Regions from separate parts of the Mus musculus genome. Here region 1 is linked to region 2. The links are chromatin loops, found by intact Hi-C in ENCODE. Cell type or tissue: left cerebral cortex. All regions are shown on one strand.

What was found. Peaks named below come from ENCODE experiments on the same cell type or tissue, not always from the same donor. Only the 100,000 strongest peaks of a DNase experiment are listed, where the experiment ranks them.
Region 1: a loop joins it to region 2, with 4 times the contacts of the local background. A loop is called at or near these places in 7 of 42 quality-filtered maps.

Annotation. Positions count from the first base shown.
Region 1 is chr11:75,766,868-75,771,867 of GRCm38, reverse strand. It overlaps Doc2b (double C2, beta), which reads left to right. Exons shown (of 9, transcript NM_007873.3): 9 at 1-3,598. Among named protein-coding and RNA genes, the nearest start is that of Gm12339, 26 kb to the left of the region's middle. In left cerebral cortex, a CTCF peak has its summit at 2,446 (motif pointing left); DNase peaks (open chromatin) are centred at 2,409 and 3,330; H3K4me3 peaks cover 638 bases; H3K27ac peaks cover 359 bases.
Region 2 is chr11:76,164,529-76,169,528 of GRCm38, reverse strand. Vps53 (VPS53 GARP complex subunit) reads left to right here. Exons shown (of 22, transcript NM_026664.4): 3 at 3,281-3,330. The region is part of intron 2 of Gm46252 (a long non-coding RNA gene); the gene reads right to left. Among named protein-coding and RNA genes, the nearest start is that of Vps53, 13 kb to the left of the region's middle. In left cerebral cortex, a CTCF peak has its summit at 1,928 (motif pointing right); DNase peaks (open chromatin) are centred at 347 and 1,943.

The DNA of each region.
Region 1 (5,000 bases), 400 kb after region 2:
CAGCTGCCGCCAAGGGCAAGATCCAAGTTGTCTGCTCGGACATAGACAGTGCAGCCCCTGCTAGGAGGCCAAGAGCACCCAGCCTCCCTCAGAGGGACAGGAAAACACAACATGATACCTGTTCCAGCTCCCTGGGCATCCAAGCTGGCCAGAGCTGGGGGAATCCTCAGCCTCAGCTCCATCCAGAGGAAGGGCTATCTACAGTGAGGACCTATTGGAGGTGAGGGGTGGAGCCCTGCTGCAAGCCCAGAAATGGGGGTACTCTGGCTGCCTGGAGACTACAGGGAGGACAATGGGCAGGCAGAGCCCAGGACTCCAGGACAGACAATGTAGCCAGCCAGAGCTTCCAACTTGCTTGTGCATTGATGGGCAGATAGACTCCGTGAGCCTCTGGGACGGGGATTCCCACTCTAGCAGGGCATCTGGGTGCACATATTGCTACAAAGGGGTGCAGCATACCAGAACCAGCCAGTTGTCTGCAGGGGCTGTGGGTACTGCTGACTGCTGAAGGGTGGAGGGCAAGGAAGGCATCCCATGAGAGTCAGGGCTCAGCACAGTCTTGAAAACCCAGCTGTGGCTTGAAAGCTAGGAGAAAACCAAATACAGAAAAGAGGAGGCCTGAAAGAGGGTACCAGGGGACAGGGAGCCATGGGGGCCTAGGGTTGCGCTAGGGCAGCATTGGGCTTTTAGGCAGGAGCTAGGCTTAGGGATGTGTACAAGCACTTGGGAAACAATGTTCAAACCCAAGCTCTCCCATTTGATCTTGCTCCCAAGGGGTCTCAATGCACACTGCTCCTGTTCTCAGCGTAAATTCCCAGTCAGCTTCAGGGGAATGAGAAAGGGATCCTACTAATGTGGAAAGAAGCAAGCATCCCTCCTGCCCACCTGTCCCTCCCTTCTTCATCCCCTCAGCTCAAGCTGGTGTTAGGTCCTTCACGGCTACCTATGGCATCCTGGCCCTATCAAGACAGTCAGGACCAGCAGTGGAAAATAGAAAGCCTTGTTTGGGGGAAGGTGGAGGGATGGGGGTTCTGCCCTCAGGAGCTGAGAACTCTGGCCTCAGTTTCTAGGAAAGGGTAGGACACTGGTCAGTCTTGAAGCTCCCAACTGCCTCCTGCCAACTGGGATTCAGGAGCACAGGGGGAACAGGGAACCAAGGAGTTCCACCATCATCTCAGAGCCCCATTTTCCTCAATCCATCACTGAGTGATAAGACACTGGGGTCCTGCCCTAAGCCTAGAACCCTCCTACAGCTGAAATAAGAACTCGGGGTCCCAGAACATGATTCCAATCCACAGTGCTCACCAGCCTTCCCTAGTTGGCAGGGAAAATAGGTCTCTAGCTCTCCACAGCACCAAGCCACCTGTTGCTTGTAAGAGACTGGGTTTCCCTCTTTAAAAGGTGTCGCCTGTTACTGAATTGGCAAACGCCTTCTTATTGAATCTTCACCATCCTGTGTGGTGGGAGGCATGGTCAACCCATTTTATAAATGAGATGGCTCCAGAGTTGTTGATAAACTTCCAGGGCCACCACGGTGTGAAGGGCTGAAGCAAAAACTCCAAGCCTTTTGACTATCTGAGGACAAGGACTCTCAGGTCCCTCTCTCCGGAGTTAATGGGGCTTAGTGAGGTCTCTTACAGAGAAGTCTTGTTATTGTCAGCCACCTCACCCTCTAGCTGGCTTTGAAATCATTTGTGCCATTTAGGATTTGCCAAAGGCTACAGCCAAGCCCTGGAACTCAGCTGTCCCACCCCCAGCCTGAGGTCAAGGAACTTGGGGGACCGGCCTGATGTTTTCCCCATACAGCTAGAAACAGGAGCAGATATTTAAGTGCACCTGGTTGAGCTCTGAGTAACTCAGATTTTGCCTTTTGGGGTGCTTTGTTCAGAGAGGAGTTTAGAAACCCCCCGACGATACAGAAATGTTTATTATACCTAAATGTTTATTATACCTGAGGTGACTGAAGCTCATCAAAAGAACAGGTGGCTCAGGTGGACAAGAAACCTGGATCCCTGTTGCACCAGGCAGTAAGTGGGTTTGGGACTCAATGATGATCCTTGCCAATCCCAGGGACAGGCAGGGTGGGAAGCAGGGCTTCTAGCCACCTAAAAAGTGATGGCCACTAAAAAGTGATGGAACTTTCCCGGATCCTGGAACGTTTCTAAATCCCCAGTACATTACATCTCTACTAAAGGGAAAAGGTCCTTTGAGAAGTTTCAGAATCAGTTCAGTCTTTCATTCCAAACGAGTATCTTCCTTCTGGCTCATCAGCGTTGCAAAGAGGAAATTTGATACCAAAAACAAAGGTCATTCCAAAGTACTGTCAGTAACCAGGGCCTCTCTTGATGCCCATCATCCACCTCGCGTCCTGGTCTCTGCCCCGCCCTCCACCACCGTTAGCCAATCCCTGAACAGTCCCGTCTTCCAACCCAGAGTCAGTGACCTCCTGACCTCTAGTGGCAAAAATGAGGAACTGCACCTCCGTGGCCCGCCCGCCCGCCCGCCCGCCCGCCGAGCTCGGGCCAAGCGTCCTGCCCTCCGTCCTTCTCCAGCCAAGTGAATCTCCCGATGCATGGACTCTGGCTGTCCTCGACACGGACTCGTGCACTGCTTACAGTTTTGCTGCCACGTGACGACTGCAGAATACATCCTCAAACTGCAGCGCCACGAAACAATTTTTGTAATCTTGTCTGACCTTCCCAAAGGTGTCCTTTTTAAGTCTTATTTGTTAATATTTATAACGATATATAATCAAAGTAAATGAGAACGTCGTACTGAGGTCGCACTAGCTTGGGAAACTCCTTGGAAGATCTGGGGGGAACAAGCGAAAGACAACTGGGGCTTATATGTGGCGTTTACTTTTGTTTTTTGAAATGCATTTGTAAACCAGTCTAGCATCCAACTTGTGATGATCCTCCTGCCTCTCATTTACAACTCTCCATTTGAAACAGGCTCCTAGGTTACTTATGGAAAAACAGGCTCAGAAGTTTGAATATGTGAGGCTGATCAGATGCACCTGCCACACAAGCCTCAGGATTAAGCGTGATCCCTGGAAGACAAAAAGGCAAGACTTTCTGGTGTGGCCCACACCTTTATAATCCCAGCACTTGGGAGACAGAGGCAGACCGAGGCCAGCCTGGTCTACATACCCAGTTCCAGGACAGCCAACAAACAAAAAATTCAGGATATGCAGGTGGTGGAGGCCAAGGCCATAAGTTCCAGCACTCAAGAGACAGGCAGATCTGAGTTTGAAACCAGCCTGGTCTACAAGTTGAACAGCCAAGGCTACGCAAACCATTTCAAACACACACCCACACACACCCAAATCAGGATGTGATGTGACATTAATAATCCCAGCAATCCCAGGGACCATATGGGAAGTGGGGATTGGGGAGTTGCCCAGAGCCTTCCTGCCAACTAACCTAGAATAAACACCCAAAAATAAGATCGTCCCTGTATCAAGCTTTAAGGTGTAAAGTTATCCTCTGACCTCCACACAATTGAACCAGCTTGCACGCTCAGTATCTCAACCTCCCTCTATTTCCCTCCCTGTCCCTCACTTATACACACAATAAAATGTTAAAATAATGAGTTAAAATGCTTGTACAGGATTAGTGCTGACCTGGGGCAGATTTCTCCACGGACAGACATGAGTTAGAGGAGGCCAGAGAGGGCACTGGGATGGAATACTTGAGGTTATGTTCTAGGTGGAGGGAACAGATGTGGCCTCTTGGAACAGGGGCAGGCTTGGTATGGTCAAGAACCTCAAGGAGCCCAGTGTGGCTAAGTGGGATGGGCAAGGAATGAAAGCCGAGTACTGACAAAACACCAGGGCACATAAAATATTTCAAATGTAAATTTATTTTTTACTGAACCCAAATGTTCTGGGGATGCTACTAAATCAGCCCACACTTCAGGGGACAGGGACTCCTTGCAATGGAGTACCAACTGTCCTTGCAAGGGCTAATCACCTTCACAGCCTTTCCTGCTTTTAGCAGCTCTAAAACTCTGAAAAGCCCCCTCTTGACTTTAGCAGATTTCTCCATGACCTCATGGTTACAGGCGGGCCTTCGACTCTTGATCCGTACTTCCTGAAGCTCTAGACAGGTTGGGTTTTTTTTGTTGTTGTTTTGTTTTTTCAGTATCAAATTTACTTGGATATGCTCATGAAGCACTGGGTGGAGATGTGTTGCAGTTTAGAGAACTATTGTTCTTACACAAGACCTGACTTCTGTTTAACTACATGGCAGCTCACAACTGCCTGTAACTTCAGTCCGAAGGGATCAGATTCTTCAGGGAGGAACACTTGCTTACATACCTGTTGCACAGACATAGTAACACGCAGGAAAAACACTTAATACTCTGCACTTGGAAGACAGAGGCAGGCAGACCTCCGAGGCTGAGGCCAGCCAACTGGCCTCAGATCAGCCAGGGCTAAGAAGAAAAACCCTGTCTCCGGAAAACAAAAACAAGAGTCATTGTTTATTACTTAGGTTTGCTGGCTACACAGAAGTCCATTCTGGAGAAGCCAACTTTGTGACAGTGACACCTGTATGGCCAGGCTTAGAGTAAAAGCTCAGTTGGTACAACACTTCTCAGTAAATAGGCTCCAGGTTTTGTCCTCAAGGACACACCTGTCCTCCCAGCACCCGGGAGATGGAGGAACTTGAAAGCCCTCCTGGGCTGAATTCCCAGGCCAGCCTGAGTAATATGAGACCCAACCTCACAACAAATCAGAATTAGGTATTACTTCACAGTAAGGATGAACTCAGCATCAGGCTCTAAGGCTGGATGGCCAAAGGGTTTTTTTGTTTTTAAATATTTCTAATTCATTGTTTTTGCTTTTTTAAGACAGGGTTTGTATGTGTAGCCCTGTCTGTCCTGGAACTCATATGCTGACCTGGCTGACCTTGAACTCACCTGCATGTCAGAATTTCTTGTTTTGGGTTTTTTTAGCTTCACTATTTAAAAAAAATTTTTTTGCCTGAATATATACTCGT
Region 2 (5,000 bases):
TTAAAATGCAGTTCCACATCTGCATAATTATTTTTCGGGATTCTTAGAAAGCAATGTTGTATGAAGAAGAAGAGGAGGAGGAGAATGAGAGAGAGAGAGAGAGAGAGAGAGAGAGAGAGAGAGAATAATGTAGTTTAACCAAGACCTTCCTGTCTAAAGGTAATTCATTTCTTGAATTAGCAAATTATCAAATGTCTACTGTAGTGCAGTCAGTATTGATCAGTATTGATTGATTGGTGTGGAATGGCCTCCCAGGCATATGGCTAAGTGAAATGGCCTGGTGCAGCTGATCCTTGGATGTGCTTTTAACTCAGACTGTCTGAGAAAGTAAGCCAGAAGCTGGCTCGGAGCCATGGCTTCTGCTCAAGAGAAGCTGCAGTCAGGTGGAACTGGGCAAGCGGAAGCCTGCATTTCACTACGTGCTCTTACTGTCTAGATTTTTGCTTGTGAATATGTTTTGACAATTTTAAATACCTTATAAATATTTTATACTTGTAATTAAAACAGTCTTATAGTGTGTAATTATATATGATATATACATAGTTATCCATGAGTATGTAAGACATATTATCTTGTATGTCCCTCATTTAGAGGTGTGGTAACAAAGCAGAATTCCTGGCTGCCTTCATCCAGATTTCTCAAATACTTTGTTTTTCTTTTGAGACAGGGTGTCTCTGTGTAGCCCTGGCTGTCCTGGAACTCGCTCTGTAGACCAGGCTGGCCTCGAATTTAGAGATCTGCTTGGCTCTGCTTTCTGAGGAGTGCTGGGATAATGATGTGTGCCACTACCATCTGGTCTTAAAACATTTTTTAAGTCAACGTGTGTGTGTGTGTGTGTGTGTGTGTGTGAGAGAGAGAGAGAGAGAGAGAGAGAGAGAAACAGACAGAGACACAGACAGAGAGAAAGACAAAGGGGAGGAGAGAGAGGGAGGGGGACAGAGAGAGACAGACAGACAGACAGACAATGACTATATACACAGACTGGTAGAAGGCTCAACAGGTAAGGCACGTGCCCCTAAGCCTGAGGACCTATGTGAGGACTTATGTTCAGTCCCAGGACTCACACAACAGAAGAGACCCGACCCTCACAAGCTGTCCTTTGAGATTTGTGCTCAAGCCGTGGTACTTGTGTGCACATACCTGCACTTAAGTGCACACGTGCGCGCGCGCGCGCGCACACACACACACACACACACACACACACACACACACACACACTCTCACTACTGTTGCTTTAAGAGGGCTCCAAGCCGGGCGTGGTGGTGCACGCCTTTAATCCCGGCACTCAGGAGGCAGAGGCAGGCGGATTTCTGAGTTCGAGGCCAGCCTGGTCTACAAAGTGAGTCAGGACAGGACAGCCAGGGCTACACAGAGAAACCCTGTCTCGAAAAAAGCAAAACAAAACAAAACAAAACAAAAAAAGAGGGCTCCAGCAGAGTTAGTAGGCCAGGAGCTGTTATGCTCATTTTCCTTAGAAACTCAGGGATGTTGAACAACTGCCCTCCAGCGAGTTGGCAGTGGCAGAGTGGACGAGTGTGTGGTCCTGGATAACTCACTGGCTGTTCTGACATGGGCAGTGATTTAAATCATACACAGTCCAGTTGTGAAGGGACTAACATAACAGAGTAGGAACAAGTTCACCCCACCTGAGTTGTTTTCCTCATTAAAATAGCTTCTCTTTTCTGAATTTCACTTTCACCGCTGGCTGACTATTCTTGGATTTCTGAAAATTCCGAGTAAGCCTTGGCTTAGCGGAAGTTGTGTGAACAGGGTAATGTGGCATCTCAGGTCTGTTCCTGGAAGGTTTCTGGCTTCCTCCTGTAGCAGAGAGCCAGAAGCAATTTTTAATTTTTAAGCGTAGTTCCTCCTGAGAAAAAGTATCTGTTGGGGAAAAGGCCAAGGGAATTAGAAAATTACCATCCTCCCATCTTCCACCAGGGGGCACCATTTCACCGTATTTTCTTTCGAGGTTTGCTTGTTTTCACTATTCCATAGCAGTCAGTAGAGATGAATTAAAATATAGACAAATACTCAGCCACCACTGCCTGATTTTTTTTTTTTTAAAGAGACTCACTAAGTAGACTGCTACTCAAACTTGTGATCCTCCTGCCTCAGACTCCTGAGTGCTGGCATTACAGGTGTGTACCATTGTGCTTGCTTGAGCAGACTCATGAACTTTCCCAGGTGAAGGGCACCATCACTCAAGGAGGACCCTGAGGACTAACACAGTGTCCTCGGTGAGCCTCTCTGGCTGTGTCAGCCACTGCTTCCTCAGAGAGCTGCTGTTGGACTCGGGTGAGAAGTAGCCCCCCCCCTGCTTTGGGATTGCATCAGTGGGGTTGTGTCATCTGCAGCCTTGCTCCTGACTTTCCCCAGCAGTGGTGTGTAAGAATTAGGCATCTTGGTATGGCTGTATCCATTCATCCCATGTCTTTCTATAGTTTGTTTTATAGTCATATTTTTTTTTCTTTCGAGGCAGGGTCTCACTTTGTAGTGCTGGCCAGCCTAGAACTCAAGAGACTCCCCTGGCTCTGTCTCCTGAGTGCTGGAAATACAAGCTTGCACCATCTCATCCAGGCCACAACCTTGTATGTCCTGTGTTAGCAAACTTCCCATAAAGGTCAAGACAGTCTTCTAAGCTTTATAGGTCCCGCAGTGCCCGGTACAGCTTCCCAGCTCTGCCACCACAGTACATGAGCAGCCACAGCCACATGGGAGTTGACTAATGTGGCTGCCTTCCAATAAAGCTTCAAAAAGAGAACAGATAGTATTTGTCAGCTATGCTTAGGGGCTGGGAAGATGGCTCAGTACGCACTGCTGAGGGTGAAAAAGTGTGGCGACTGAGTCTGGTTCCTGAGCACACATGTAGATGCTGGGCATGGTGGCTTGCCTATACTCTCAGCACTCAGAAGGTGAAGACAAGGGGTTTCCAGAGCAAGCTGGCAGGGAAGACTAGGTGGATCGGTGAGCCTTGGGTGTGAGAGACACTACCTCAGTACATAAGGTGGGCAGTGAGGAAGACTCCTGATGTCACCCTCTGGCCTGTGCATCTGTGTGTTCAAAGAATGGACATACATGCCTACACACATGTACACCATGTGCACATGTACACAAACCAAAACATTTTAAAAAAATAAGATGATTTTTAAAAGAATTAAATGTGCTATCAAGATCAAACTTCTTGAGGTGTCACAAACATCCCTTGAGTGCATTATTTCTCTGTGAAAGAAAATTCCAACAAGGACATTAACAGCCAGCAATCTTCTTTTCTTTATTGTAGTCTCTGGCAAACATTGACGATGTTGTGAACAAAATTAGACTGAAAATAAGGTAAGTAATGCCATATGCTTTTTTAATGAAAGGCATATTGTTAATCTAGTCATATCTGAATCACATTTTTTGATGAAAGCACTGAAATCTCAAATTTAAAAGTAATTCTTCTCTTGTGGCTTTTCATGTAAACTCTATGGCAAAGAGCTTGATTCTTTGGCCAGTGTTTTACTGCCCATACAAAACGAAGGGAGCTGGAACAGACTGTTCAAAAGCAGTTACCATCAGGCGGGCTGTCGTGGTGCACACCGTTAATCCCAGCACTCAGGGGTAGACACAAGTGGATCTCTGAGTTCAGAACCAGCCTATTTTATATAGCCAGGGCTGTACAGTGAGACCCTGTCTTAAAACAAAACAAGACCAAAAAAAAAAAAATCATCAGGGCTGGGAATGTAACTTAGAAGAGTGCTAACCCAGCATAATAACATGAAGCCCCAGATTCAGTCCTAAAAGCATGGCATAAACCCATAAACCACGTATGGGTGCAAACACTTATAGTCTTAGCACGTGGGAGGGAGAGGCAGGAGAGGCAGGAGAGGCAGGAGAATCAGAAGTTCAAGGTCATCTTTGGCTACGTGGTAAGCTTGAGACCTGTCTGGGATTTATGAGACCTTATCAAAAAAAAAAAAAAAAAAAAAAAAAGGAAAAAAGGAGAAAGAAGAAAAGTTAACTTTCAAAGAAGGAATAACTTTTCTATAACGTTTAATGCTTTTATTCTTTAATAGGTTTGCCTATTTTGTAGTACTAAGACCAGCTATGGAGATGAGGTTATATCTTTTGGTCACCTGTAACTATAATATTGAATCTGCAGGTTGACTTAGGTGTGGCCCAGAATTAAACTTTATGGTTAACCCAGAGCCTCACTGTCCATGTCATCATTAGGTGCTTCCTGCCCAGTGGTCTTCTTCTGCCTTATCCACGTCTGCATTTATACATTTGGTACCTGAGAGGTACTAAACAAACGTCTTTTCATTATATAAGTAGCTTGACTACGTTGCTCCAAATTAATTTGGGGAGTTTGTATGTACTCATTTGTTTCCTTTTAAAAATATTTATTTTATAGATGGGGTCTCTCTCTCTCTCTCTCTCTCTCTCTCTCTCTCCCTCTCTTTCTCTCTCTCTCTCTCTATAGTCCCTGGCTGTCTTGGAACTCACTATGTAGACCAGGCTGACTTCAAACTCAGAGATCCACTTGCCTCTGCCTTCAAAGTGATAGTATTTGAATGTGTGTACCACCATATCCAGCTTGGTTTTATTTGACTTTTTTTTGATGAGAAGACATTTTAAAAATTGAAAATGTTCATTTTGAGTCTAGAAGATGAGTTGTTCCCCTCCCCCACCAAGTTCTTTAGATCTTTTGGTAAAGGGCACTGCCATAAATGTGTCGTCCACTGTTGCCTTAGGAAGCACAAAGAGGAGCTAGAGAGGAGGCTTGTTTATTAAAGCACTTGTCGCTCTTAACACGAAGACCTGGGCTTGGCTACCAGCTCCCACACAGTGGCTCACAACCATCTATAACTACTCCTGGGTGATTTGACACTCTCTGCTGACCTCTGCAGGCACTAGGCATACATATGGTACACATGCATACATACAGGCAAAGCATTCATACACATAAAATAATAAAATAAGTACATCTTTTTTAAAAGAGCCTCCTTGTTGTTTTGTTA